Linked DNA regions of Homo sapiens: region 2 is linked to region 1. A link is a loop called in an ENCODE intact Hi-C map of the cell type or tissue named here. Cell type or tissue: K562. All regions are shown on one strand. Links, peaks and the distances in the headings refer to the core of each region. The heading gives the core; the rest is flanking DNA.

What was found. A loop is a pair of places that touch in the nucleus more often than their neighbours do. Peaks named below come from ENCODE experiments on the same cell type or tissue, not always from the same donor. Only the 100,000 strongest peaks of a DNase experiment are listed, where the experiment ranks them.
Region 2: it touches region 1 in a loop (2.6-fold over the local background); 2 of 110 quality-filtered maps call a loop at or near these places.

The regions. Positions count from the first base shown.
Region 1 is chr21:32,582,538-32,598,500 of GRCh38, reverse strand. All of the region lies in intron 5 of CFAP298-TCP10L (CFAP298-TCP10L readthrough), which reads left to right. TCP10L (t-complex 10 like) reads left to right here and starts at 12,978. Exons shown (of 5, transcript NM_144659.7): 1 at 12,978-13,080; 2 at 14,196-14,340. The coding sequence starts at 14,197. RefSeq lists a silencer at 12,940-13,139 and an enhancer at 14,221-14,721. In K562, for the core only: no CTCF peak of the experiment used is centred there; a DNase peak (open chromatin) is centred at 11,150; H3K27me3 peaks cover 938 bases.
Region 2 is chr21:32,286,560-32,302,522 of GRCh38, reverse strand. MRAP (melanocortin 2 receptor accessory protein) reads right to left here and starts at 3,668. Exons shown (of 3, transcript NM_001379228.1): 1 at 3,446-3,668. The coding sequence starts at 3,551. It overlaps LOC124905009 (a long non-coding RNA gene), which reads left to right and starts at 3,753. Exons shown (of 2, transcript XR_007067843.1): 1 at 3,753-4,437; 2 at 10,473-10,618. In K562, for the core only: no CTCF peak of the experiment used is centred there; a DNase peak (open chromatin) is centred at 3,722.

The DNA.
Region 1 (15,963 bases), core at 6,975-14,974:
CAGGGAGAAGGCCGCCATCTGCAACACAAGTAGTGGGGCCTTGGGAAGAACCAGCCCTGCCAATGCTGTGATATTGGACCTCCGGCCTCCAGAACTGTAAGAAAATCAATGTCTGTTGTTTAAGCCACCCAGTCCATGGTATTTCGTTATGGCAGCTCTTACAAACTAAGACACAAATGGGTATTCTATAGGAATAGATATATATACAAGGAAGATAGACATTCTTCCTTTTATCAAAGTGGACTTTACTTCTTAAAATGCTCAGAATATACTAACATTGTAAAATATAATTTTAATTTTTTTTTGCAAATGGGAAACCACACAGTTCCAGTATCATCTACATAATCTGTTTCTGATTCTTGCCCAACTCCCGCAGCCCATGTTAAGGTTGAGAGCCCACTCCCTCCTCAGTTCCCAGGTTTCCGAACACACCTCCTTCTTCATCTCCCATTGAGCTGGTTGTAATCATGGCATTCGGTTACAAGTCTGTCTCCCTGGATGGACTGTGAGATCATGGGAACGAGGGCACTGTTGTTAGATTTTTAATTTTATTGTATTTATTTGTTTGTTTATTTTGAGACAGGGTCTCACTCTGTTACCCAGGCTGGAGTGCAGTGGCATGATCTTGGCTCACTGCAACCTCCACCTCCCGGGTTCAAGCTGTTCTCCTGCCTCAGCCTCCTGAGTAGCTGGGATTGCAGGCACGCACCACTGTGCCCGACTAATTTTAGTATTTTTAGTGAAGGCAGGGTTTCACCGTATTGGCCAGGCTGGTCTCACTCCCAACCTCAGGTGATCTGCCTGCCTCAGCCTCCCAAAGTGTTGGGATTACAGGCGTGAGCCACCGCGTCCAGCCTCTACCATGGCATAGCACATATGCTCACATACTCTTAGAAAGATCACAAGAAACTGGTGACCATGGCTGCTTGTGGTTAAAACTCTAGGGGGCCTGGAGGATGGGCTGGGAGGGAGTCACGGTTCACAGGATGGTCTTTTGTACCTTTGAAATCCACCTATTCAAATAAATGCAAAACCAGTTGCAGTACAGCCACGTCCACGGCAGCATGATTCACAATAACTCAAACGTGGAGGCAACCCAAGTGCCCATCCACAGATGAATGAGTCAACAAGAGGATGAATGAGTCAACAAGAGGTGGTGTATCCGTACAATGGAATATTATTCAGCCTTACAACGGAAGGGAATCCTGACACATGCTCCAACAGGGATGAACCTTGATGACATTACACTGAGTGAAATAAGCCAGATACCAAATGACAAATACTGTAAGATTCCACTTATACGAGGTTCCTAGAGTAGTCAGATCCAGAGACAAAGCAGAATGATGGTTGTTAGGGGCTGGGGACAGCAGGGAAGGATGGAGAGTTACTGTTTAATGGGTATAGAGTTTAAGTTTGAGAAGATAAAAACATTCTGGAGATGGATGGTGCTGATGGTTGCACAAGAATGTGAGTATCACTGAACTCTACACTTAAGAGTTTTTAGTTTTTAGTTTTAGCTGGGTTTGGGGTCCCAGGCCTCAGGCCTCACCTGCTGCCTCAGGATCTCCAGGGCCCTCCCAGATCACAGACCTAACAGATCTTAGGACAATTGGCCCAGGGTCATCAGCGCAATTGATGCAGCTCCCTCCCTCTCTTGTAGGACATTTTCATGGATGTTGGCATTTGGTATCAGAGCAGCTGAAGTTATTATGCATTTTCAGTGTATGTATTTATGTAGATAGTGGTACGCTCTTTTAATTTTTTTTTTTTTTTTTTTTTTTTGAGACAGAGTCTCAATCTGTCACCCCCCAGGCTGGAGTGCAGTGGTGCGATCTCGGCTCACTGCAATCTCTGCCTCCCGGGTTCAAGCAATTCTCTGCCTCAGCCTCTCAAGTAACTGGGATTACAAGCACCCCCCACCATACCTGGCTAATTTTTGTATTTTTAGTAGAGATGGGGTTTCACCATCTTGGCCAGGCTGGTCTTGAACTCCTGACCTCATGATCCACCCACCTCAGCCTCCCAAAGTGCTGGGATTACAGGCGTGAGCCACCGTGCCTGGCCATGATAGTGGTACACTCTTAAATGTTTAACAATAGCTTTCCCAAAATACATGTGCATATAAATACAGATGTAAGTTTGTTATAAATTTTGCTGATATCAAGGATATGTAGCATACAGCTTACAAGTAATAAGATATGCTGCACTCTCTATCATGAACTCCACATAACCAATTGATGCTCACAGAATGTTTTTGCTGATTTTTGTTGAAACACGATTTGACTAATCTAATTATATAGCAACCTGCTAACTCTTTTCCCTATACATTTATTTTCCTTAATCTGATTTGTGATGTAAACTATTTTCACCCTTGTATATATTACATACAAAACTGAAACCTCTTTCAGTTTCAGCACCGGACACCACCCACATGTGAGACTCCATAGTGAACATTTTCTCCATCACTTTCTTTTTCTTTTTTTTCTTTTTGAGACGGAGTCTCACTCTGTTGCCCAGGCTGGAGTGCAGTGGCGCGATCTCGGCTCACTGCAAGCTCCGCCTCCCGGGTTCACGCCGTTCACCTGCCTCAGCCTCCCGAGTAGCTGGGACTACAGGCACCTGCCACCAGGCCCGGCTAATTTTTTTGTATTTTTAGTAGAGACAGGGTTTCACTATGTTAGCTAGGATGGTCTTGATCTCCTGACCTCATGATCCGTCTGTGCTTCTGGAGCCTCTGGAGCATGTCTCCTGACGCCTGGAAAACAGCTACCCAGGGGCAGCGTCTGCAGGCACTGAGTCCAGCACAGGTTTCTGAGCTCCAGGCCACACAGAGTACGTCAGAGCACCCTGCGTGGAGCAGACGAATCCGCATCTGCAACGGGCTCCAAATACAACCCGCATCCCGACCCCGGGCACAGAGTTAGGGCCCAATAGAGCTGGGCCAGAACAGTTATTCATGGTCTTCAGAATTCATGTTTGTGAAATGCAGGGCCCATGTCTTGTAGGGGTAACAGGAGCAGTGTTTAGAGCAGAGCACAGGGCCTGTACCCATCAGGTGTTATTACTATGAGCTGCCTTTATTCGTGCTCAAGTTATTGAATGTGAACAAGTTTAGTGTCCAACACCGTGGAACAAGAAGTCCAACACCGTGATGCAGGATTCATCGAATGTGGGCGTCCCTCCTACCTCTCCACTGGCCCCTGTGACAGTCGATGCCTGACCTTACCTGTCAGTTCAATGTGTAAAAGCACAAAAGTAGATTCCTTGATTGTGCCAATGCCACAGAACAGAAGGGGGTGGTGCTGCAGGTTATTCCTGTGTTTCTAGGAAGGCAACAACTAGATAGAATCGAGCAGAATGGATTTCATCTAGTGCTTGATGGAAATAACAACCCCCACATGGCTTGTCATACACACAAAATGCAGAGAAATATGCAGCGTTCTGGAGTTTCCTGCACGCTGTCCCATGGGTTCCCCCATTTACTCTTCATACCAACTGGCTGATGGGTCATGGTCCCTGCAGATACAGGAACTGAGCTCAGAGAGAGGCCGTGTCTTCTGCAAGACCCCCGGCCAATGAGAGGGACTCAGGCCTGAGCACAGGTTTCTGAACCAGAGTCTCGCCTCTCACCTCCTCAAACCTCCCTGCTTCCCTTCCCACCAAGTTATAATTGAGTGATTGTGCATCCCGATTGTGGTCTTCCAAAGGCACTTAACGTGATCGCACTTTCCCCTTCAATTTCTCACCAGTTAGCTTGTAAATGACAAAGTCTGCCCCATGGAGAGAGCCTTCTTCAGATTTTAAGATAAAGACATCAGTAGTGCAATTAAAAAGATGAAGACAATGAAAATAATTATTTAGTAGGATAATAAACGGAATCTGGGCAGAGTCGTGCTGAGCAGCTATGAATTGCATCAGCACATAACGTACTGGCCGCAACTCACTGTGCAGAATGGCCAGGCCACAGGCTCGGGCTCCCCCGACACTCCACTTCCCATGGGCATTTTCCCCACTGGCCACTAACATCAGATGGGTTCACACTCATGAAAGACACTTGGTGCCAAGAAACAGGTGCCTGCAGGGCTGGTATGACATAGGGACTCTGTGGTGCAGTGTGTGTGGCTGGTTGGCGTATTAGCAAGGATGAGGACACAGGTGTCCAGTAAGGACTGCTTGAACGAAGGTCCTTGATTCACAGAACAGGAACTGTGCTGACCGCCTGCCCTCCTTTATCCCAAGAAGAACTCCAACTGACATCATTACACACAGCATGAAATCCAAACCTTGTCATCCTCATCACAACGTAAATAACATGTTTGTACCGCACTTTGTAATTTTTAAGTCACCTTGGCATATAAACATACATTGCTTTTACATAAACACCTGTGCATAAGGGGAGGATATATGTGTGTGTTGACAAAAGTCAGGTCTACAGGACATGGGGCTGGTTTTGGTAAACCCCCCTGGAGAAGGGCCTAGGTGTGAGCCCTGGCTCAACCCCCAGGTCAGCTACTTGTCTTCAGGTCTGATCCTGAAGCCAGCTTCCCACATCCCACCCTAAATGGTGTCAGGCATCCTGAGAGGAAAAGGCAGTGTGGGGCTCTCCCCGGCGGCGGGGGGCGGTGGGGGGGGAATCTGTTCCTAATCCAGAGCTCTGTGCACAGGGCCTTTGGGAGTCTGTGTGCCTGCTGTGGATGGGAGATCCTGCCCCTGTATCTTCCGTGGAGAGGGCACGTAGCTTTCGGCAGATGACAGACGCTGGAAGTGAATAACACCCCTCCTTTATTCAGTCTGAAAGTACTGTTTGCCTCACTAGAATTCTGTGTCATAAGAACCCCCAGACTTGCATGGCCTCACTGTGACAGCTGGATCTCAGCTCCCTGTGACCCCTCTGAGGCAGTCAAGGCAGGTGTCCTTATCCCCTTTGTGTCTGACGCCCCCAACAACCCTCAGGGTCAATGATTCACTAGAAGGATTCACAGAACGTTACTGTTTATTATAGCAAAAGGACACAGATTAAAATAAGCAAAGGAAAAAGGTGCTTGGGACACAGTCCAGGAGAGGCCAGCTGTGAGCTGCCCGCCGTCCTGACCTGAAGGAGACACCAGTGCACTTAATTCTGTCGGCAACAACTGTGCCAGTGTGCACATAACACCACCTGCCAGGGAAGCCCCCGAGCCTTAGGGTCCAGGGCTTCTCCTGGGAGCCGGTCACATAGGCCTGAATCATTCCGCTGGCTAATCCTAGTCACCCAGTCCAGCTATCCCAGAGGTCAAATTGATGTAGTGTGGCTCTAGGGTCCACATAAATCACTGTTAACATGAACTCCATGAACTCTTGGCCATGGCTGGAGGCCGCAGGTAAACGTAAACACTCTTATCAAGCAAGATAATCCAAGGGCTCAAAGGGTATCCTCTGGGAAGAAGGACAGGGCCAGACCTTTCTCTGAATGTGCAGGGTTTGGACACCCCAAGCCTGCTGAGTTAACCCTTTACCACACATCCTTGTGCAAATGAGGAGGCACACTAGGAAGTTTTTAATAGGCTTGCCCGAGGCTGGGCGCAATGGCTCACGCCTGTAATCCCAGCACTTTGGGAGGCCGAGGCAGGCAGATCACGAGGTCAGGAGATCGAGACCATCCTGCTTAACATGGTGAAACCTCGTCTCTACTAAAAATACAAAAAATTAGCCGGGCGTAGTGGCGGGCGCCTGTAGTCAGTCCCAGCTACTCAGGAGTCTGAGGCAGGAGAATTGCTTTAACCTGGGAGGCAGAGCTTGCAGTGAGCCAAGATAGCGCCGCTGTACTCCAGCCTGGGCAATAGAGTGAGACTCCTCAAAAAAAAAAAAAAAAAAAAAAAAAAAAGAGATAACAGCACAAACTGACCTCAGCATGGGCTGGGACGATCTCACGGCATCCGGGCGGGAAGTCTCAGCCAGGGAGTCGGGCTGGGGTGGTCTCTGGGCTTCGGGGCTGTAAGAGCCAGGGAGTCGGGCTGGGCCTCCGGACATGAGGCTCTGGACACAGCGTTTGCTCTTGAGACCAGGTGCCCCTTGGGCCCACTCAGATTTTATTTTTTTACAGATTTTTGCCACTTTCCAGGTGGTCGTTCTTTGTCCTCCTGAGCTTGGGCCTCGCTCCTTGGGACCCCTGGACCAGAACCCCAATCAGCTCAGGAACAGGCTTCTGGCAGATGAGCCCGGCGGCAGTGGAGCGAGAGATGCAGTGAGCAATGTGGCTCCATAAGCACAGTACAATGCATATCCTTTCAGCCACGTCTTTGTTTATTTCATTAGCTTTGCTTTATGAAATATTTCAAGAACTGGCATTGTGTGCAAGGCTCTAGAAGAATTTTTTGCATGTGTTTGATTTTAATTTTCTCTGTTTGCTTTTTAGTAATTAAGAGTAAAGTCAACCAAGAACATTTTACATTCTTTTTGTTTTCTTTCTAGACTTGCTAGGCCAGGAATTGAGGAAAGGAAACAGTACTTGGGAAGAATTTGCTAAGGAACAACTTAAAGTGGATTTTCCAATAATAGAAAATTGCATCTGGCTACACAGGGCACAGGTGCAGCTCCTTGGTGTAGATGGGCTACGGGGTCGTTTTGTCCACCCATAGGGAATATGTTTGTATCCTGTACAAAATGTGATCCTGTCACCTTGTCAGTGGCCTGAAGAGTTGCAGCAGGAAGAGGGTTGTTTTAAATTCTGATCGAAACAGACTTTCTGTGAGCCTGGATTCTGTGAGGTGCTGCCTGATTTCTCTCCAGCTCCAGGCCCTTGGATCCTGCATTTTAGGGACAGCCCCTCGTTTTTGTTTCTCTGGCTCGCGGCTGGCGTTTCTTCCCCAAGCTGTAATGCTCGATGAGTTGGGCCCTTGTGTGGTTAAGTGGTGGGTTCCTACAGGGGTCGGGAGGAGGGAGGTCAGGACAATTTTTAAATATTCCTTTTTCATGTATCTATAATCATACAACAACTGAAATGACACTGACACGTAAGTCCCCACAGTTTGGGAGGCTTAGGGAGAAAGAGACTGACTTGATACTCAGAAGGCAGAGAGGTGACATCTAGGGGAGGTGGGCCTGCCCCTCATATGCCCAAATCCCACAATAGAGAGCTTCACTATGGCAGAGGGAAGGAGAGAAGAGGAGCTGGTGGTCACAGAGGACCTCATTCAGGACTAGCTGGGCCCCTCAACCTGAGACCTTCCATGGGGTGGAGGAGTCAAGGGAGCATTTTAAATTATGCCCTAAACTAAAATATCTTGGCTACAGTAAACCAGACATTCTCCAGTACTGGAATCCTTGCCCCGTTCCGCTCTCCTCATAACTCCAATTACCCGATCTAACTTTTCCCCCTTGACTATCAACCTTGTGCAGCGAACTCTTCCTCTGTATCTTCAGTGCGCCGCTTATAGCTTGGCTTCGAGCCCACAGTTTCCGATGCCTCCTGCATTAGGGCACCTGGTCAGCCATGCCATAGACCCAGTGCATCCGAGAGGAGACTCTCCCCTCTGCGGGCTTCCCCACTGTGCAGCCACTCAGCCTCCTCCTTCCTCTCTGGCTGGAAATGTGAGACCCATCCTGGCTCAGATGCCCCTTCATCATCAGAGCCTCATCAATCTCTGGAACCTGCATTTCTGTCTGTGCAGAGTTAGTAGTGCTGGTTATTTCTTCATATTTCTGCTGCTTACTGTCAGCCATGTTTTCTTAAAGTGTTATTCTCGGCACCTCATCAGAGTAACTTGGGGCGCTTGTTAAAAATTCACATTCTCAGCCCGGGACTATTGAATCCGAATTTATACGGGTGAGGCCTAGAAATGCACATTTAAGAAGAGTTTCTGCCGTAACAAATTACCGACACGTAGTGGTTTAAAACAACAATCGTGTTCTCATACAGTTCTGTATGTCAGAATCCTGGCTGAGTCTCGTGGAGCTACAGCCCAGGCCTTGGCAGGCTCATTCGTTCTGGAGGCTGGAGGTGGGCTCTGCTTCCTTGCCCTTTCTGGGGCTGAGAGCGCCTCGGCTCCTGGTCCCTTCCTGTCTTCAGGCAGAGTGAGCCTCTTCAAACCTCTCCCCTCCCTCCCTCCCTCCCTTCTTTCCTTCCTTCTTTCCTTCTTTCTCTCTCTCTCTTTCTTTCCTCTTTCTTTCTTTTTCTTTCTCTTTCTCCTTCCTTCCTCCCTCTCTCCCTCCCTACCTCTCTCTTTCTTTCTTTCTTTCTTCTTTCTCTTTCTTTCTTTCTTTATTTCTTTTTCCTTCTTTTTCAGACATTGTCTCACTCACTCACCCAGGCTGGAGTCCAGTGCCACAATCTCAGCTCACTGCGGCCTCTGCCTCCTGGGCTCAAGTGATCCTCCCACTCCAGTCTCCCGACTAGCTGATTTTGTCCCATGATTTTGTAGTATTTCAAGACCAGTATTATGAATATTAGTTTTCATTTTTCTGGCAACTATTTAGTTCTGGCTAACAGAGCACTGACTGGATAAGTATCAGGTCACAAAATATTTACCATGGGTTCATATGATGTGGTAAACTTGTGTCTTTCATGGGGGCTTTTAGCTAAAGCAGTAATTAGAGGTATTGTAAGATGAACCCCTTAGCTAATTGCAAGCTGTACCTGACGTCTCCCATGAAGACAAGCAGCCAGATCCTGAAATTCATGACTGATGACTTGTGAAAGTCTAACGCATATTCTGCAATGATGTGCCATGGGCCTCTGCCATTTCACCTCACCATCACGCCACAAATTAGTACTCACAGCTGAGAGTTTAGACCTAAAAGGGGCAATAAAATTGAGTTCAAATACTGTATTAAGGGACTTGCCCAAAATTACATAATTATTTTGTGTAAAGTCCAAATTATACAAATCCTCAGATTCCGAGGTCGGGGTTTCTTTTCCTGTAACATGTTCCTTCAAATATGGCTGTATCCATGTTTCATATCAAGCAGATCCGAGAAAAATTATGAATAATCAGATAGCATAATGTGGACACAGGGTCACGAGCAATAAAGGGTTCTTATAGAGCTATTAGGAAGAGCATGGTGCCTGCGAGCAGTAGGAAGATTGTTTTATGTATTTATTGGCCTTATAACTATGGTTTAGAAGTGGCAGGAACCCACAGAGGTATACCTACAGAAAGACTTAAAAGAAATAAAACTCCCAGCCTCAATGGGGTATCATGCCACCCTCAGTACCACTATCTCAATCTTAGGCTTCATACACATACCAAGAAACTTCCCACTTCTTTTAATACAAGAACTTTCAGATTTTAAAAATCTTCTCAGGATTCTCTCTCCTCTGTGACCTCTTCAGCAATGGTATTGGAAGTCATGGGTTGATGTTATCTGGCTGAGGGGTTTATCTAGAAATGTCTCCTGACTTCAGGTCTCTTTAGATGTAAGTTAGCTTCTTCCTCTGTCCGTACTCAGTCTCAGCTGGTCACTGACTATGTAATTTCCTTTCTAATCAGTTGGGTCCTACTGCAGAAACAAAATAACACAACGTAGAGTAAATACATTATTGGGATGGCTAGCAGTCATTGGGCATTTTTCTCTGTTCATTATCTTGAAGAGCATACTGTACTCCCTCAATTCATTTTAAACAAAAAAACTTTAGAATGTAATTAACGGAAATTCTCACTATTGTGGATTGAGTCGTTTTTATATGTTGCCTTACCACTTTGCTTAAAGGGGCAATGTCTTTCCTTATTCTCAACCTTTACGAAATATTGTACAGAGAACATTTTTAAAGAGTGTGTAATCCCAGCACTTTAAGAGGTTGAGACAGGTGGATCACTTGAGTCCAGAAGTTCGAGACCAGCCAGTGCAATATAGCGAGACCTGTCTCTACCAAAAATTCAAAAATTAGCTGGGTGTGGTGGTGTGAACCTGTAGTTCTAGCTACTAGGGAGGCTGAGGTGGGAGGATTGCTTGAGCCTAAGAGGTCAAGGTTGCAGTGAACCGAGATGGTGCCACTGCACTCCAGCCTAGGCAACAGAGCAAAACCTTGTCTCACAAGAAGAAGAAAAAAAAAAAAAGGAGTGTGTCACTTATAACATTCAGACTCAGCTCATAAAATCCAAAAGAAACATGGAGTTTTGAGTGTGCTGAAATGCACCACTGACGGGACAACTAGAAAATGAGTAGAAAATCTTTATCTGTTTTGTTTTTTTTTGAGATGGAGTCTCACTCTGCCGCCAGACTGGAGTGCAGTGGTGCCATCTTGGCTCACTGCAGCCTCCACCTCCCAGGTTCAACCAATTCTCCTGCCTCAGCCTCCCAAGTAGCTGGGACTACAGACGCGTGCCACCACACCCAGCTAATTTTTTTTATTTTTTTATTTTTAGCAGAGACAGGGTTTCACCATGTTGGCCAGGATGGTCTTGATCTCTTGACCTTGTGATCTGCCCACCTCAGCCTCCCAAAGTGCTGGGATTACAGGCGTGAGCCACCATGCCCGGCCGAAAATCTTTATCTTTTGGTTCTATCATTGTACACTACAGCTACTGGTAATAGTATTAAGGCATATTTTACAATTCATATTTGGATTCGATCACAGGGCTCACACTCTCTTATCTTCACCTCTCACAAGTTTTGCCATAAGAATTTTGTGGTAGTTTGAGGAACTCAACACAGCTGCAAGTATTTCGCTGGAATCTACTATGATCTGTGTCACTTGAGGCACAGAGTGAGCTCATGTCATTCTTTGGATGACATGCACCCCTCCCTAACTTATTCCGACATTTAGTCATCCAAGAATTCACTCAGCTCTGGTGGGGTGGGCTCCAATCTCAATGGCATCTCACCAGTTCCCAGGTCATATTGCCCATTTGCAGTGATGATATTTAGAAAAGGTGATTTCTTTTGTCAGGGTCTGTACCACTATAGAAGTAGTCCTTTGAACCAGAAATTTAAACACATAAGCTACTTTAAAAAGTGTATCTGCTGCTACTCCAAGCAGCCAGCTCAGGAACTGGCTTCTGATTTTAAAAGATGAGTGAAAGGTGTGCCGTGGTTTCCTCTACAGAATGTTCAGACCAGAGGGCCCTGGAAGACCATGCCTGAAATGCGGCTAAGGCACCGCGAGGCTGAACAGAAAACCGGGGCCTTATCAGAGAGAAGAGAAGGGCCCCACAGTCCAAACGCCCAGGAGCCTCCGCCCTGACCTGCTGCCGCACGTGGTTGCTGCAGGGTGAGAATCTGGGGAAGACTCAATGAAGAAAATGTCCTGGCCAGGCCGGGAAGAGCAACACACAGAGAGCCGCAGCAGAGACAGGGATGGGGGGACCCTGCCCTGGGAGCCGCCCGGCTGAGGCTCAGGAGGGGAGCTGCAAAGCCTGAAACCTACACAACCTCTCACACACTTCAGGACACACACAACCCCTCACGCACCTCAGGGACTCACACAACCTCTCACACACCTCAGGAAGCTACACAAACTCTCACACACCTCAGAAACCTACACAAACTCTCACACACCCCAGGGACTCACACAACCTCTCACACACCTCAGGACACACACAACCCCTCACATACCTCAGGAACCTACGCAAACTCTCACACACCTCAGGACACACACACAACCTCTCACACACCTCAGGACAAACACCCACTCACACACCCCAGGACCCAAGCACAACCCCTCACACACCTCAGGACACACACACAACCCCTCACACACCTCAGGAACCCATATAAGGAACCCACACACCTCAGGCTCATACACACAAGCCCTCACACACCTCAGGAATCCACACACAACCCCTCACACACCTCAGGGTCTCACACACAATGTTGACACACCTCAGGGTCTCATACACAAACCCTCACACACCTCAGGACCCACACAATTCATCACACTTCTCAGGACACACATAAAACCCCTCACACACCTCAGGGGCCCATACATAACCCCTCACACACCTCAGGACTCACACACAATCCTCTCACACACCTCAGGACTCACACAACCTCTCACACACCTTAGGACCCACACACAACCACTCACACACCTTAGGACCCACACACAACCTCTCACACACCTTAGGACCCACACACAACCACTCACACACCTTAGGACCCACACACAACCTCTCACACACCTCAGGGACCCACACACAACCACTCACACACCTCAGGACCCACACACACCTCATACACCTCAGGGACACACACAACCCCTCACATACCTCAGAAACCTATATAAACTCTCACACACTTCAGGACAAACATACAACCTCTCACGCACCTCAGGACACACACACACACACTCGCACACCTCAGGACACACACACACACTCTCACAGTTAGAATGACACATGGGGACAAAAGTGCCTTCTGTTTCCTCTTTGTAGTATTCTCTTCATTCATTCATGACGTCGGCATTTACTGCCTATTGCATGCGAATCGCTTGCAGAACTATCCAAGTGACACACGTCCCAAGCAGGCTCAGGTGAGCCCCAGGTGTATGTTGTCCACACGCAGCACCATGGATGAGAAGGACAGCCAGGGTTTAACAGGAATATCGACTCTTGCTTGCTCCTCATTCTCTTCTCTATCACAAAAATCACACGGACAATTCAGATGGAGATGCATTTAGTGAAATGATGAAACTTTGAATCCTGTCTCCTATTTAAACTCACATATATTATTTTCCCTTCATAAAAATGTTTTTTCTAGTAAATAATTTGATATCCGAAGAAAGTTTGTATTTCTCCAAGAATGTATGCTCAGAGAAATGAGCTCTTACTACACGTTGCGTATTGAAGACTGGATATAAAACACATGGTTTTTGTCAATTTGGAGGAGTAGTTTGACTCTCTCCAATGTCCTTTGTGGATGGATGGACTCCACTGACGATGAGCTTCTATATTAAGAATTGCAGGTTTGGGGATGTTTAATTATTATCTGAGCTGGTACAGTGGTGACGCTGAGTGAGACGTTCATGTCCCTTTAAGACAGAAAGTCCGTTGGAACTGTCCGCTGCTCTCTGGTCTCTGGATATGAGGCAGGAGGGCTTGGGGACAACTGTGGGGACATGGCCCAGATGATCTGATCCTGGCAGTAGTGACTGTTGGGGACCAGGTGAGGTGACGAGGTCTGGTGGTGGGGCTGAAGGAAAGGGTCTTCCCTGGACTGAGGGGGTCATGAGTTTGGGGCCGAGGACACTGGGGTGTCCCCTCAGAGGAGCAGGAAAGAAGGAGCTTTCTCAGGGCTGTGAGGACCGTGACCCCAGCCCACTTCCGCAGAAACATTCCCAGTCTCCGCGGGGAAGGAATGGCAGTGATCTGGTTACTGGTAGGTCTTGCTCTAGACCTTCGATTCGCTTCCATCAGGAGACTCTCTTTTAAATAGCATTTCTCCGATCACTGTGGTTAAACTGTTCCTTCTCACACAGTTAGAAGTTTATGAATTAAACAGTCGGGGTTTCGTTGGGGGCCACTGGCTTCCTAAAACGGACAGGGCAAGGCAGGGGTGGAGGCAGCTTTCAGAGACGACCCTGCAGGCTTGCAGGAAAGCTTTGCGTTTTTCTCTTTCGTTTTTGTTCTCTAATTGCTGTGAACTTCCTAGAACTGGCATAAATGCTGTACCTATAAAAAGGTGTTTCCTTTCCACATCTTCACCATGAATTCACAAATGTCACCCTGATGGTTCAAGACACATACTCAACACGGTGGAGGGTCTGCCTGTGCCCCTCCAGGTGGGTGCTGATTAAAGGGCTGAGAATTCCCTCGGTGTCTCATGCGACCCTCCACTCACACCTGCTCACACCCTGAGACCATTCCACTCACACCTGCTCATACCCCAAGACCATCGTGCTCACATCCGCTCACATCCATTCACATTCCGCTCATATCCTGCTCACAACCCACTCACATCCCACTCACACCGGCTCACACCCCACTCACACCCCTCTTTGGATGACTGGAGTGTGTTAGGTGTCAGGCTGATCTTCTAGGATCTAAAGCATTTTCCACGGAGGATGGTGGAGAGCCAGGTGTGGACAGCTCAGTCCCTCTGTCTGTGGTGTCCTTTCACCTGGTCAGCTTCGGGCCTGGGAATGTGCACATGACCCAGGGGGAGAAGGAGCGGCTGCGGGTCCTGCTCACCCTTAGTTTGGGGCTGGGGCCTTCAGCCCACACTGACGGGGTAGGAGGGCTGCATTCAAGTGTCCCCATAGCCCTTCCCTTCCCAACCAGGATGCTGGCAGGTCAACTCGAGGCCAGGGACCCCAAAGAGGGCACCCACCCAGAGGACCCGTGCCCAGGAGCTGGGGCTGTCATGGAGAAGACAGCTGTGGCAGCCGAGGTTCTCACGGAGGACTGCAACACTGGGGAGATGCCAGTGAGTTGAGCTCTGTGGGGACAGAGTTAGTCCCACCAGGCGGGACCCTGATTCCTGTCCCTGAGGCCCGTCATTGGACTTTCCCTTGCTGGACCCCTGTAGGAATGCACCACCCCGGGACACTGATTCTGTACTTCCTCTCCAAGGGGCATGTGGCTCTTTCCCCCTCTGCAACCGTATCTCTTGGTGGATGGGAGGCAGGGCAGGGAGTTAAAGAAAATATTAACATTCCAGCTTTTCTCCTCTAATCCAGGAGAAGGCACCAGACTTTAAAAACTTCATTAAAGAAAATCAGAAAGTTGACATGCCTCACATCATCCCAGCAAGTTTCCTGATTTTTACCATCTTCCTCATTGGACCCTGTTGGACAGTGCTTGCTGTCATTAAAGTCCCACGGGTCCCTGTGGCCAGGGCCACCCAGTGCAGGACTGTACCTTTATCACGATCCCACTTATTCTCAGAGCAAGGCTGGAGGCTCTACGATCCAGTGAAGGATCCCAGGGGAAGGCTAACATGTTAGGTTGAAAATGCAGTGGCTTCCATAATTTTTTTTTTTTTTTTTTTTTTTTTTTGAGACGGAGTCTCGCTCTGTCGCCCAGGCTGGAGTGCAGTGGCGGGATCTCGGCTCACTGCAAGCTCCGCCTCCCGGGTTCACGCCATTCTCCTGCCTCAGCCTCCCACGTAGCTGGGACTACAGGCGCCCGCCACTACGCCCGGCTAATTTTTTGTATTTTTAGTAGAGACGGGGTTTCACCGTGTTAGCCGGGATGGTCTCGATCTCCTGACCTCGTGATCCGCCCGCCTCGGCCTCCCAAAGTGCTGGGATTACAGGCGTGAGCCACCGCGCCCGGCCGGCTTCCATAATTTTTAAACTATTGACCATATATCCATGCCAGTACAGCCTTTGAGACCAGTCTGGCCAACATGGTAAAACCCTGTCTCTACTAACAATAGAAAAATTAGCCAGGTGTGGTGGCATGTGCCTGTAATCCCAACTACTCTGGATGCTGAGGCACCAGAGTTGCTTGAATCTGGGAAGTGGAGGTTGCAGTGAGCTGAGACTGCGCCACTGCACTCCAGCCTGGGTGACAGAGAAAGACACTGTCTCAAAAAAAAAAAAAAAAAAAAAAAAAAAAGGAAAAGAATGCCAGCCTCTTTTTGCTGTAGTAGTGTTTTAACAAAAAAATCATAATTCACTAACCATCTTTATCTGGTTATATTATGTGGACTAACTCATAATAAACACTACTTAATAAGAATAAAGCTATGGCCAGGCATGGTAGCTTATTCCTGTAATCCCAGCACTTTGGGAGGCCGAGGCAGGTGGATTGCTTGAGCCCAGGAGTTTGAGACCAGTCTGGGCAACATGGTGAACCCCCATCCCGAGTAAAAATACAAAAATTAGCGAAGTATGGTGGCACATGCCTGTAGTCCCAGCTATTTGGGAGGTCGAGACAGGAGGATCGCTTGAGCTCATCAAGTTGAAGCTTCAGTGAGCTGAGATCATGCCACTGCACTCCAGCCTGAGTGACTGAGTGAGACCCTGAAAAAAGAAAAGAAAAGAAAGAAAGAAAGGAAAGAAAGAAGAAAGAAAAAGGCTGTGGTAGTCCTGTTTATCTCATC
Region 2 (15,963 bases), core at 1-8,000, 290 kb after region 1:
TTGTAATCCATTTTCTTTACCAAGTCAGCAAAGAAACGGACTTTCTCAATGAATGTACCAGAACTTAAAAATCCAAATGAAAGGTGACCTTCAAAATAATCATCCTCTCTCTACCATGGAGTCATAGAATTCTTACTAAAACACATATATTCATCAAATACTTACAGGTCTCTTCTTTTGGAATTACCTTCAAGGACTCACACATAGACACAATTTTGCTATGTTGTGAGATAGTTTATTTATGACATCCAGATGGTATCAACCAGCTTAATCACCCATTTCATTAACCTGACTTTTTTCTGGGTCAGTCTTAACTATTTCCAAAAAGAAAATTCATCCTCAAAAGATATACACAATTTATCACCACAGATGTTTGCTAGAATGTTTTGTGGCCACCCAACAACATCAGTTCAAGAAGTTGTTGAGCAACAGTAGAGTCATTCAAGTGTTGCACCTGCCCCTGGTGCTACCTTGATGGAAATTCATTTACAGATACACATTCTGTTATCTTTGTTTAAAAATTACTTTCACTACTTATGTCATGCCCTGAATATGATTGCTCTGAATGAGAGAAAAAGAGTTTTATGTAGTCGTTTTGTTTAATCTATACTTTGAATTTTCTACATTGTGTGCAGAGAAATTGGTTGACAGTGTCATTTTGTTCTCTTGCGTCCTGTGCTCAGAGAAGCAGAGGAACAGACTGTCTCATTGAACCACCATGACAGCAGAGGTCAATATGGACTATGACCAGTTCTTCTTAACCCATAACTAAAGGGAAGCAGATATATTGACCTGAGAGGTAAATAATAGAGCATTAAGCCAGGCACTACTCAAGGGAAATCAGCCCATCCTACTCTCTGAAAGGGAGCATTAGGCTGGTATCTGGAGACTCACTATGTTAGAATAATCTGTATTGCTGCTGTAAGATTGATTTTCTTCTAAGCTTAGCCTCGGAAAAGGGCACAGATGAAGATCAAACATGTAATTAGTCAATTCAGGCAGGGCCTCAGGAAACAGGCATGGCAGCTTCTGCTTCTGGGGAGACCTCAGGAAACTTACGATTATGGCAGAAGGCAAAGGGGGAGCCAGCACTTTCCATGGCCAGAGCAAGAGGAAGAAAGAGGAGATGGCACACACATTTAAACAACCAGATTTCCTAATAACTCACTCACTATCATGAGAAAGCACCAAGGGCATGGTGCTAACCCACACATCACACATCAGAGCATAAGCACAAACATTTTACAATCCATCCTAATTGGGCCAGGCGTGGTGGCTCACGCCTGTAATCCCAGCACTTTGGGAAGGTGAGGCAGGTGGATCACAAGGTCAGGAGATCGAGACCATCCTGGCTAACACGGTGAAACCACGTCTCTACTAAAAATACAAAGAAATTAGCCATCATATATCATATGATATATGATATCATATACGATATATCATGATATATATGGATATATGATATGATATATATCATATGATATATTTGATATATCTGATACATATGCGATATATCATCATATCATATATCATGATATATGAAATATGATACATCTTTGAAATCATGATATATCATTGATATGACATACACGATATATCATGACACATAGACACATGACGCCCCGACATAGGATGCATGACACCCGACATAGGACGCATGACGCCCCTGACATAGGGCGCATGACATATCCGACATAGGACACATGACGCCCCTGACATAGGATGCATGACACATCCGACATAGGAGGCATGACGCCCCTGACATAGGACGCACGACACACTGACATAGGACGAATGACGCCCCGACATAGGACGCATGACGCCCCTGACATAGGACGCGTGACACATCCGACATAGGACGTGTGACGCCCCCGGCATAGGACGTGTGACGCATCTGACATACGACGCGTGACATATCCGACATAGGACGTGTGACGCCCCTGACATGACGTGTGAAACATCTGACATAGGACACGTGACGCATCTGACATGCGACGCATGACGTGACATAGGATGCGTGACACATCCGACATAGGACGCATGGCGCCCCTGACATAAGACGTGTGAAACATCTGACATAGGACGCATGACGCATCCGACGCAGGACGCGTGATGCATCCGACATAGGATGCGTGACGCCCCTGACATAGGATGTGTGACATCTGACATAGGACGCGTGACGCCCCTGACATAGGATGCATGACACATGACGCATCTGACATACGACGTAATCCCAAAGTGCTGGGATTACAGGCATGAGCCACCATGCCTGGTCTGCGTTTACTTTTTCTGTGTGTGTGTGGAGATGGGATCTCACTGTGTTGCCCAGGCTGGCCTCGAACTCCTGGCCTCAAGTGATCCTCTCTAGTTGGTGGGATTACAGGCGTGAGCAATTGCACCCAGCCCTGCATTTACTGTTTGACAGACAGTATGTGATTATAGTGAGTGAAAACCCAAGGAAGCTAAGACTTCCTACGGGATAGGTAGCGCATGGGTTTCCAGGGCTGAGACCCAATCTTCCCAGGCTTTGTTTTTGTTTTGTTTCTCATGCTCACTTCCGCATCTAATTTGTCATTGTGATCAAGTAGCTGGACTCCTCAGAGAAGATTGTCCACACATGCCACGTTAGCCAAGAGATAAGGAACCCGAGGGCAGATGAGCAAAAAGAAGTGAAGTCATGCTGGTTTGTCCTTGCTGAGACTATGAAGATTAAACGTATGTTGGCATTTTAGTAAAAATCATTAAATCTGCATTTTAGGGATGGAGAGAATAACTGTCCCAAATCTAAATACAGACAGTGGAAAAGGCAAATCTTTAATTTGAGGAAACTCGCTCAGCTTATTGGAGCCCCAAACAAATTAAACAAGAAATCTATCTTTAAAAGAATATTCTCGCCAGGCACGGTGGCTCACACCTGTAATCCCAGCACTTTGGGAAGCCGAGATTGGGGGATCACTTGAGGCCAGGAGTTCCAGACCAGCCTGGGCAATATAACATGTCTCTATAAAAAAATACACAAAATTAACCAGGCGTGGTAGCATGTGCCCATAGTCTCAGTTACTTGGGAGGCTGAGGTAGGAGGATTACTTGACCCAGGGCAGTCGAGGTTGCAGTGAGCTATGGTCACGCCACTGCACTCCAGCCTAGGCAACAGAGCTAGACCCTATCTCCAAAATAAAATAAAATAAAGTAAAAAATAAAAATTCTGCTTCCAAAGTGTCTTCGTGACTTAGCAGGTTAATTCCAAGCTTATTACAGAAGTTAGCAAATACAGTTTCTCTCCCAGCCCCATTCATTTATATCTATGAGTGAACTGGCCACATTCCTGCTTTCCCATGATGTCTACCGGAGTTAATAAGTGAATGCAGAGAAAGCCGGGAGTGCCCAGTCATTTGGGCCCCGGCCCCCAGCCTCTGTCTGACCGGCTTCCCTAGTTCAGACTTACGTTTGTGGGCTTTCAGCTTCTTCTCGTCCACGGGAATGAGGTCCAGATAGTCCAGGTAGTATTCATAGCTGTAGTATGGGGCAGAGGCGTTGGTCCCGTTGGCCATGTCTGTGGCACTGGGCAGTCAGCGTCCGGGCCGGCAGCCTCGCCTCGAGCCAGGCGCCAAGCCCCTGGGAGGAGACTGCCTCACTGATTTCTGCAGGAATCGTCCAAGTGTGTCTGTGGGTCTCTAGGCTCAAGGTCTGCCCACTTATCAGAGCTATTTGGCTGGAAGAAAGGTCAGGGGGGTGTGTCTCACAACGCCAGCATCCAGCAGAGCTTCCCATCTGCCCCTTCTTGATAAAACTCCAAAGCACACAGAGCAGAGAGGCAGGAGAACGGCTTTCCAGGGCAGCCCTAGGATCCCTCTCTGTGTGAGGACAGGGAGCTGGGCGGGAAATAGTCGCCCAGGGCCCCTTAGAAGATGCCCAATAGGGCTGGAAAGACAATCGCTTTTTGTCTTAAATACTTGAAAAGTTAAAAGAACCAAAATGTAAGCCCGACAGTGCCCTTGACTTACATTTAAGCAATTCTGGATGCTATTGAGCAACCACCAAACTGCTGGCTTAGATTCAATATCTGAGGGCAGAAATCGAGTGATGCCAGCCGTGAACTTGTAAACCTCTGTCATGTACTCATAGCCAGTTAATTAAAACCAAAAGAGAGCCCCCTGCCCCAACAGAGTGCACCTCTCCACTTATATCTAAGCCCCCCAAGAACCAACCAGCCGGCTGCATTTGTTCAGACTCAAAAGGCTGTTTATCTCTGACACAACCCCATGTGGTCCAAGCTCTTGGGAAATAGAGTCCACTCAGCTCTTGGCTGATACCACACGTGACGCAGATTCTTCTGGGTTTCTGTAGAGCTTGACTCCAAATTATACACCCTCCTCTGAGATCCTCAGACACTAACAAGAGGAACATTCTGAACATCTGGAATGAGCAGGACCACAGGTGAGAGGAACCCTAGAATTTAGCCTTTGAGAATTAGGAGGCCAAAACACACGGCTTACATGGCCTTTCCCTCCAATACGCCCAGCTTTCTTGTGTTCTTGATTCAGGTCTACAGTATCAGAGTAAACCTGGGTATTGACAGTGTAGACAGTCCACCCAGATAACTTGAGCCCCTCCGCTGGTTTTGCTGAGGCCTGCCACGCCTGAGGCATTCCTTGGGGAGCACTTTGAGGGTAGTTCAGTTGACCAGAAGGGGAGGAATGAGGCTCTTGTGTTTCCCAAGTGAGGGGCAAAATATCTACTTGAAAAGTAAAATAAAACCTCTGCTCCCGCTACACCGTACATTTCTGACGCCAGACTTGTGGGCTTTTCCATACCAAGCAATTTCCTATTCTTGGTAGACACTCGCTGGGTGTCCTACAATGTAACTCAATCCTGACACTATGTCATTTGCTAGAATGGCTCACACACAGAACTCAGGTCAAACAGTTCACTTACTAGATGACTGGTTTGTCATAAAAGAATACAACTCAGGAACAGCCACGTGGAAGAGACACATGGGGCAGGGTGTGGGAAAGGGCACGGATTTTTCCACGCCTGATCCAGGTGCACACCCTCCCAGCACCTCAATGTGTTCACCAACTTGGAAGTTCTCTGAAGCCCCTTGAGGAGGGTTTTTGTAGGGTTTTATCATGTGCTATGCCATCTAGATGATTATTATATTCCATTATGTGGGCACCATTGATGAAATCACTGGCTATCAGTGAATGAACTCAATCCCCAGCCTCTCTCCCCTTTCCAGGGTGGGAGTGAACATTGCAACCCTCTAATATATGGTTGGTTCCTCTGACAACTAGCCCCCACCTCATTGGCATAAACTCAGGTAGAGTTGAAAGTGGCTTATGCTGATTAACAGAAGATGCTTCTCTTACCCCATTACTCAGATATTGCAAGTTTTATGAGTTCTGTGCTACCAGGGACAAAGATCAAATACAGTCAAATGCTGACTAATAATGCTTCCATCAATGACCAGCTCCATATAGAACAGTGGTCACATAAGATTATAATGGAGCTGAAAAATTCCTATCACTAGTGACACCGTAGCCAACATAACATCATTGCACATTTACTTTATTTTATAAATAAATTTAGTATAGGCTAAGTGTGGTGCTTATAAAGTCTACAGTAGTGTCCAGTAATGTCCTAGGCCTTCGCATTCACTCACCACTCCCTGCCTCATGCAGGGCAACTTCCAGGCCTGGAGGCTTCATTCATGGTAAGGGCCCTATACAGATGTACTATTTTTAAAAAAATCTTTTATAGTGTATTTTTACTGTACTTTTTGTATGTTTAGATATGTTTATATCTAACACTAATAATATCATAATACTATCATAAATCCTTACCATTGTGTTATAATTGCCTACAGTATTCAGCATAGTAACAATAGGTTTATAGCCTTGGAGACAATAGGCTAGGCCGTTCAGCCGAGGTGTGTGGTAGGCTGTGCCCTCTAGATTCGTGTAAGTAGACTCTCTGATGTTCACACAATAACGAAATCACCTAGCGATGCAATTATCACAATGTAACCCCGTTGTGAAGTGACACATGACTCTACATGTTTCTTATATCAAAATATCACAAAGACATCCCCCACACCATGCACCCACCTGTGTACTTCCAGATGTTTCTGTGTACACTGCTGTACACATGTCTCCCAGGTGTGTACAACACTGTGCAAATAACACTATTCTGGGCTGAATTGTGCTCCCCCAAATTCCTAAGTTGAAGCCTTCACCCCCAGTATCTCAGAATGTGACTGTATTTGGAGATAGGATCTTTAAGGAGATAATTAGGTTAAAAAGCCATGACAATGGGTTCTAATCCAAGATGACTGGTGTCTTCATAAGAAGAGGAGGTTGGGATACCACCGAGGCACAGAAAGAAGATGATGTGAAGACACAGGGAGGAGATGGCCATTGACAATTGCAAGGGGCCTCAGAACGAAACCAGGCCCACTTATACCTTGATCTTGGACTTCCAGCCTCCAGAATTGTGAGGAAATACATTTCTGTGTTTTTGTTTTTTGTTTTGTTTTGTTTTGTTTTTTGAGATGGAGTCTTGCTCTGTTGTCCAGGCTGGAGTGCAGTGGCGTGATCTTGGCTTACTCCAACCTCTGCCTCCTGAGTTCAAGTAATTCTCCTGCCTCAGCCTCCCAAGTAGTTGAGATTACAGGCAGGTGCCACCACGTCTGGCTAACTTTTGTATTTTTGGTAGAGATGGGGTTTCACCATGTTGGCCAGGCTGGTCTCGAACTCCTGATCTCAGGAGATCCGCCTGCCTCGGCCTCTCAAAGTGCTGGGATTACAGGCATGAACCACCACTCCTGGCCATATTTCTGTTAAGACACCTACTCTGGGACTTTGGGCTAGTTGGGCAGACCAAGCAGACTAATACTGTTATAATGGGTAGCTAGTCAGGTATGAGCAAGGCAGGAGAGGGCTCCCCCTACACATACACCAGGAGTGTCGGGCAAACATCAAGTGATGGTTAGGCTGTTGTTAACTATCTCTCTAAAGTAATAATTGGTCACAGGCGGCGCCAAGAAAAGGCAGAATCCCAATAGATAGAAAACACCTAAAACTGGTCATCAGCTTCCTGATAGGATCTCAGGAGTTGGGCGAGTGGGCTCAAGCATGGCATGTGGACAGCCCACCCCCAGGGAGGAATCAGGGGAGAAGGAATGCAAGTCCCCAGAAGTATGCCCACATATAAAGCCCAAAGACAAAAGGCCCAGTTGTGCACTTGATCTCGCCAGTTGCCCGCTTGGCCCCCTTCCATGTGTACTTTACTTCCTTTCGTTCCTGCTCTAAAGCTTTCTAATAAGCGTTCACTCCTGTTCTAAAACTTGCTTCAGGCGCTTTTCCTGTCTTATGCCCCTTAGTTGAATTCTTCCTTCTGAGGAGGCAAGAATTGAGGTTGCTGCAGACCCGTATGAATTTGCTGCCAGTAGTGATACCACTATCCATCATCTAGATCTAGTTGCCTTGGATAGAATACTATATTCAACAGTTGCAGAATACACATTATTTTTAAGTGTAATTAATGCTTTTTTGATACTATCATAAATGTTTTCTGTTAGTGTCAAAAATTATAAAACACATAGGAATAAAATTAACAAAAGATATGCAAGAGTAAAACCTGCAAAATGTTACTGAGAGAGACGAAATAAGACCTAAAATATGGAGAGAGATACCAGCTTATGGTTTGAAAAATTCAGTATTATTAAGATGTTAAATGGCCCCAAATTGATCGTGTTCCCTGCAATCCCAATCATCATCCCAGCAGCTTTACAAACTGTAGAAATGGACATATTGATAAATTACATTCAGCTGAAATTTAAAACATTTGTTTATCGAAAGTGATTACTAAGAAAATGAATAGGCAAGCCACATACTGGAAAGAAAGTTAAAAATTATATATCTACTAAGGAATTTATACCAAGAGTATATACATCAATAATAAAAAGACAGATAACCCAATTAAAAAACTGGCCATAGACTTGAACAGATACTTTATAAAGAAAGATATGTGAATAGCCAATACGCACATCAAAAAGTGCTCCAAGTCATTAGTCATCAGGGAGATGCAATTAAAATCAGGAGACACCTGTCCGGGTGCGGCGGCTCATGCCTGTAATCCCAGCACTTTGGGAGGCTGAGGCGGGTGGGTCACAAGGTCAGGAGATCGAGACCATCCTGGCTAAAATGGCGAAACCCCTTCTCTACTAAAAATACAAAAAAATTAGCCAGGTGTGGTGGCAGGCGCCTGTAGTCCCAGCTACTCGGGAGGCTGAGGCAGGAGAATGGTGTAAACCCAGGAGGTGGAGCTTGCAGTGAGCCGAGATTGCACCACTGCACTCCAGCCTGGGCAACTGAGTAAGACTCTGTCTCAAAAAACAAGCAAACAACAAAAAACAAAACCAGTAGATACCTCTACAGAATGGATAAAATTAAAAAGACCTTCCTACATTTTCCAGTTGAGCATAATTTTATTAGTTTGGAATTTTTACTTCTGTCTGACAAAATACTGATTATTAAGTTGAATTTATTTGTCTGATAATAATCTGGATTTTAAAATATCCATGATGGATAAGCAGAGACTGACTAGAAAAAAAAAAAAGATCCATGCAAGTCCCCTAGTAGAAAAACAATTTAAAAAAATGTTGCCCCTTTGACATTAGTAAGAAGTGACACTGCTGTCAAGGTTAACTCTAAGATAATAATGACATACTTATATTAACAAATACCTCAAAGTCCTTGACTGTTAGCATTGTTTTTCTTCTCCCTTTAATTTGTAACCCAAGTCTTGAAGGTGAAGTTCTTTTTTCTAGGATGTTTTCTATTACATTAGTGATCATCACAACTACAGATTGAGTGTGGAGAGAAAGGTAGAAGGGAGAAATCTAGAGAGGGAGACGGCACAAACGTTTATTGAACGATGACCTGGACGAGGTGCTTTAGGCAATTCTCACAATACTATGGTCTCAGGTGGTGGGACCTCATTTTCCAGGCAAAGAGCTGGATACAGCCAGATACAGCCGTCTCCAGGCCCTGCTGTTTCCAGTACCCCTGAGATTTGCAACCTGGGTGCATTAGTGTGCTATGGCTGCTGCAACATGTTACTAGAAACTTGGTGACTTAAAACAACATAGATTTGGTGTCTTACCTTATGTCAATTTCTATTTTTTTTTTGCCTTACAGTTCTGGAGGCCAGTAGCCTGTAATGAGTCTTATGGGACTCAAACAAGGTGTTGCCAGGACTGGTTCCTTCTGGAGGCCCCAGGAGAGAATCTGTTTCCTTGCCCTTTCCAGCTTCGGGGGGCTGTCCTCATTCCTTGGTTCATGGCCCCCACCACACTGCCGTCCTCCCCTGCTTTCATTATCACATCACCTTTTCCCTCTTCCGTAGTCAACTCTCTCTTCTTCCAAAGCTCCTCTTCTTATAAGGACAGTTGTGATTATACTGGGTCCGTGCAGGTAATCAAGGATAATTTTTCCATCTCACAATCCTTAATCACATCTGCAAAGTCCCTTTTGCCACATAAAGTAAAATGCACAGGCTTAGGGGACTAGAATGTAGATATTTTTGGGGGCCATTAATCAGCCTCTGCACTGGGCAAACAATGTCACATCCTGGGAATATAAATCCTCAAAATAAACACACTTCTTTCTGGAGTGTCCATGTTTTTATTAAAGATTTTTGCTATAAAAGTTACATTTTAATGGCTGGGCATGGTGGCTCACACCATGCCCAGCCATTGGGAGCCAACATTTGGGAGGCAAATGCAGGTGAATTACCTGCAATTTGGGAGGCAAAGGCAGGTGAATTACCTGAGGTCAGGAGTTCGAGACCAGCCTGGCCAACATGGTGAAACCCTGTCTCTACTAAAAATACAAAAATCAGTCAGGCGTGGTGGTGCACACCTGTAATCCCAGCTACTCAGGAGGCTGAGGCAAGAGAATCGCTTGAGCCCAAGAGGAGAAGCTTGCAGTGAGCCAAGATCACGCCACTGTATTCCAACCTGGACGACAGAGCAAGACTCCATCTCAAAGGAAAAAAAGTTACATTTTAATACTGAAACAAACATAGGTGTATATCAGAGTACATGCAAAATTTGCATAACTTTGATAAAAACTCAATTTTTATCATAGATAATTTCAACATTTGCAAAAGCAGTGAGAAAGCATAATTAATTCACATGTAACCATCACTCAACTTGAACAGTTTTTATCAAATCATGGCCAAGGCCAATTTAGTTTCATCTGTAACCCTACCCACGTCTCCAACCCTGGATTACTGTGAAGCAAATTCAAAATATATCATTTCATCTGCAAATATTTCTCTATGTATCTCTGCAGGAGGGCTTTTTTTTTTAAACAAAACCATATTATCCCACCTGAATATTATTTAATTGAATCAACTATCTAGTCAATGCTCACATTTTCCTTATTTGTCTCATAATTTTTTTACAGTTAATTTGCTCAAATTGGGAGCAAGTAAGGGCCATGTGTTGCAATTGCTTGATGGGAGATGTGTCTCTGAAGTCTTGTTAAATTTACAGGTATCTTCTCTTTCCTATTCTTACTCTCTCTCTTTCTAATAAACCTTTTTTTTTAAAGAGCGGTTTTATATTCATAGCAAAATTGAGAAAAAGGGGCAGATTTTCTATATACCTCCAGCCCACACACCTGCATAGCCTCCCCATTATCCACCTGCTGCCTCAGAGTGGTACATTTGTTACAACTGATGAACCAACAATGACAATGACACATCATTATCACCCAGAGTCCATAGTTTACATTAGGGTTCACTGTTGTTGTACATTCTACGGGTTTGGGAAAATGTATAATAACATGTATCCACCATTATCGTATCATACAAAGTAGTTTCACTGCCCTGAAAGTCTTTTATGCTGCACCTATTTATCCCTGCCTAGCGTCTTCCAACAGTAAATAATAAGAAGCTTAAAAAAATTATGCATTTCTGAGGCTGGGCACGGTGGCTCATGCCTGTAATCCCAGCAATTTGGGAGGCCGAGGCAGAAGGATCACTTGAGGCCAGAAGTTCAAGACCAGCCTGACCAACAGGGTGAAACCCCGTCTCTACTAAAATAATACAAAAATTAGTCAAGCATGGTTGTGCACACCTGTAGTCAGTCTCAACTACTCAGGAGGCTGAGGCAGGAGAATCGGCTTGAACCCAAGAGGTGAAGGTTGCAGTGAGCCAAGATCATGCCACTACACTCCAGACTGGGTAATGGAGTGAGACTCTGTCTCAGAAATATATATATATAAAATGCATTTTTGAACTTAAATCTATGTACATTTTGTACATTTCTTGTCCTAGAACAAGCTTGCCATAGGCCACATGTGGCCCAGGATGGCTTTGAGTGTGGCTCAATACAAATTCATAAACTTTCTTAAAACATTATGAGATTCTTTTGCATTTTTTTTAAAGCTCATCAGCTATTGTTACTATTTGTGTATTTTATGTGTGGCCCAAGACAATTATTCTTCTTCCAGTGTGGCCCAGGGAAGCCAAAAGATTGGATACCCCCGCGAACCTTGAATTCAGTCATTTCTCCAAGGAATCCCAGTTCTTAGTAGAAAATGGTATTTAGCTATCATGGTCTAGATGATAGGGGTGCTTGTTGCTACTGGGTTGGTTATAATGTTTAGACCAATTCAATGTAGAGAGCTAGAAAATATTTATTTTTTGAGATAAAAAATAGCATGAGTTCATACTGATGCTTCCACTTCAAAATCACAAGCATGGAGTTTTTACTTAACCTTATCTTTCTTAGCTGTATCTCTTTCTCCAAAACTTAAAATTATATTCCCAACAAGACTAACATAATTACTCAATATACAACGTACACACAAACGACCCCAGAATAGCAATATCAATTCTTTTTTGTCTTTGGAAGAATTTATTATTTTTGTTCTTTTTTTCAAAAACTTTTTATTTCCATAGGTTTTTGGGGAACAGGTGGTATTTGCTTACATGAGTAAGTTATTTAGTGGTGATTTGTGAGATTTTGGTGCACCTGTCACTTGAGCAGTGTACACTGAACCCAATTTGTGGTTTTTTATCCCCCACCCGCTTCCCACCCTTTCCCCCTGAGTCCCCAAAATCCACTGTATCATTTTTATGCCTTTGCATCCTCATAGCTTAGCTCCCACTTATGAGTGAGAACATACAATGTTTGGTTTTCCATTCCTGAATTACTTCAGGAATTACTATTATTCCTGAATAATAGTCTCCAATCCAGTCCAGGTTGCTGCAAATGCCTCTTTGTGGCTGAGTAGTATTCCATTATATATATAATGGAATATATATATGTGGAATATATATATGTGGAATATATATATGTGGAAGATATATATATGTGGAAGATATATATATGTGGAAGATATATATATGTGGACTATATATATATATATGTGGACTATATATATGTGGACTATATATATGTGGACTATATATATATGTGGACTATATATATGTGGACTATATATATGTGGAATATATATATATGTGGACTATATATATGTGGACTATATATATATGTGGACTATATATATGTGGACTATATATGGAATATATATATCACAGTAGATATATACAGTATATATATAATGGAATATATATACTGTATATATATAATGGAGTATATATACTGTATATATATAATGGAATATATATACTGTATATATACAGTATATATATAATGGTATATACATACAGTATATATATATAATGGAATATATATACTGTATATATATACAGTATATATATATAATGGAATATATATATATCTCTCTCTCACAGTTTCTTTATCCACTCATTGATTGATGGGCATTTGGGCTGGTTCCACATTTTTGCAATTGCTATTGTGCTGCTATAAACATGTGTGTGCAAGTATCTGTTTCATATAATAATTTATTTTCCTCTGGATAGATACCCAGTAGTGGGATTGCTGGATCAAATGGTTTTAGTTCTTTAAGGAATCTCCACACTGTTTTCCATAGTGGTTGTACTAATTTACATTCCCACCAGCAGTGTAGAAGTGTTCCCTGTTCACTGCATCCGTGCCAACATCTACTATTTTTTGATTTTTTGATTATGGCCATTCTTGTGTGGGTAAGATGGTATTGCAATGTGGTTTTGATTTGCCTTTCCCTAATCATTAGTGATGTTGAGCATTTTCCATATGTTTGTTGGCCATTTGTATATCTTCTTTTAAGAATTGTCTATTCATGTCCTTGCCCACTTTTTGATGAAATTTTTTTTTTTTTCTTGCTGATTTGAGTTCTTTGTAGATTCTGGATATTAGTCCTGTGTCAGATGTATAGATTGTGGAGATTTCTCCCACTCTGAGGATTGTCTGTTTATTCTGCCGATTTTCCTTTTGTCATGCAAAAGCTCTTTAGTTTAATTAAGTCCCACCTATTTATCTTTGTATTTGTTGCATTTGCTTTTGGGTTCTTGGATATGAAATCTTTGCTTAGGCCAATGTCTAGAAGGGTTTTTCCAATGTTATCTTCTAGAATTTTTATAGTTTCAGGTCTTAGATGTAAGTCCTTAATCCATCTTGAGTTGATTTTTGTATAAGGTGAGAGATGAGGATCCAGTTTAATTCTTCAACATGTGGCTTGCCAATTATCCCAGCATCATTTGTTGAATAGGGTGCCCTTTCCCCACTTTATGTTTTTGTTTGCTTTGTCAAAGATCAGTTGACTCTAGGTATTTGGGTTTATTTCTGGGTTCCCTATTCTGTTCCATTGGTCTATGTGCCTATTTTTATACAAGTACCATGCTGTTTTGGTGATTATGGCCTTATAGCATAGTTTGAAATCAGGCAATTTGATGCCTCCAGATTTGTTCTTTTTGCTTAGTCTTGCTTTGGCTGGGTGGGCTCTTTATTGGTTCTATATGAATTTTAGGATTGTTTTTTCTAGTTCTGTGAAGAATGATGGTGGTATTTTGATGGGAATTGCATTGAATTCGTAGATTGCTTTTTGGAAGTATGGTCATTTTGACAATATTGATTCTGCCCATCCATGAGCATGAGATGTGTTTCCATTTGTTTGTGTCATCTATGATTTCTTTCAGCAGTGTTCTGTAGTTTTCTTTGTAGAGGTCTTTCACCTTTTTGGTTAGGTATATTCCTAAGTATTTTATTTTATTTTTTTGCAGCTAACAATATCAATTCTAACAACAACAACATGCTTACTAAAAATGGTTTAAAATCTTTTTGGGAAAGAGATGGTAGAAATGTATTTATTTATTTTGGTACTTAGGGTATATCTCATGAGATACGTATAGTCAAGTTCATGTTTTAAAATTACTCAAAATAGTTCTTCTCCATGCAGCTATGCCATCCACTAGATATATTCAATATCTACATATTTAGAGATTGCTTTTTTAAAAAAAGATTTTGTTTTATATTTATGTCAAATAGTTACATGATTCCAAAGTCAAATATACAAGACAAGGTACACTTGTGGATCCGTAGTTCCTATTCCTCTTCTGTGTTTCTGTTACTTTCAGCTAAGTAGGCACTTTTAAAAAATGTTTTTGGTATATCCTTCAATTTTTAAAAATATAAGTAAATATGTATGTGTATTAATGTCTTCCCCCTACCTTTTTTTAGATGTCCATTGGCAAATTACATTTAAAAAAAAACATTTTTTTTTTTTTTTGAGGCAGGGTCTTGCTCTGTTGTGCAGGCTGGAGTGCAGTGGCTCAATCTTGGCTCACTGTAACCTCTGCCTCCTAGGCTCAAGCAATCCTCCCACCTCAGCATCCTGAGTAGCTGAGACTACAGGCATGTGCCACCATGCCCAGCTAACTTTTTCTGTATTTTTAGTAGAGACAGGGTCTTGCCATGTCACCCAGGCTGGTGTCGAACTCCTGGACCCAAGTAATCCTCCCACCTTGGCCTCCCAAAGTGCTAAGATTACAGGCCTGACTGAGCCACTGCGCCCAGCCTGCCTTTTTTTACTTAACCGTTTATTCTGGTGTCCCCTCCATGGCATGTAGAGATAAGCCTCTTTCTTTTTCACAGGTACGTAATGTTCCCATCATGTGGTTGTACTACAGCTTATCCATTCACTTCCCAGTTGATGAATGTTTGGGTTGTTTTCAGTCTTTTCCATTTCAAGTAGTGCTGCAATGTCTTGTGTTCATGTTTTACCATATTTTTGCCAGTGTACTTTTGGAATCAGCTCCTAGATGTGAGGTGTGTGTGTGTGTGTGTGTGTGTGTGTGTGTGTGAGAAAGAGAGAGAAAGGATACATATGTATGCAATTGTGTTAGATATTGCCAAATTCCTTTCCATAGAGGTTATAATATCTTGCATTTCTATCAACAATGTATGAAAGTGCCTGTTTTCTTGGGCAACAGTATGGAAAACAGATCATGTTGTCAAACTTCTGGATTTTATCAGGGTGACAGGTGAGCTATTAGTTTTTAGTGTAGTTTAAAAATGAGCATGGCAGAGAATCTTTTCATATATTAAATATTTGCTTTTCTTTTATAGTGACCTATCTTTCTACATTTCTTATTGTAGCATATTTTCAAATAAGAAAAGCTATGTGGCCGGGTGCGGTGGCTCACACCTGTAATCCCAACACTTTGGGAGGCCGAGGCAGGTGGATCACCTGAGGTCAGGAGTTCAACACCATCCTGGCCAACCTGGTGAAACCCCGTCTCTACTAAAAATACAAAAATTAGCCAGGCGTAGTGGTGGACACCTGTAATCCCAGCTACTCAGGAGGCTGAGGCAGGAGAATCACTTGAAACCAGGAGGCGGAAGTTGCAGGGAGCCGAGATCACGCCATTGCACTCCAGCCTGGGTGACAGAGCAAGACTATGTCTCAAAAAAAAAAAAAAAAGCTACGTAAAAGATAAAATTTTCAAGTTCTGTTACATCTGAAAATGTCAATTATACCTGGATCA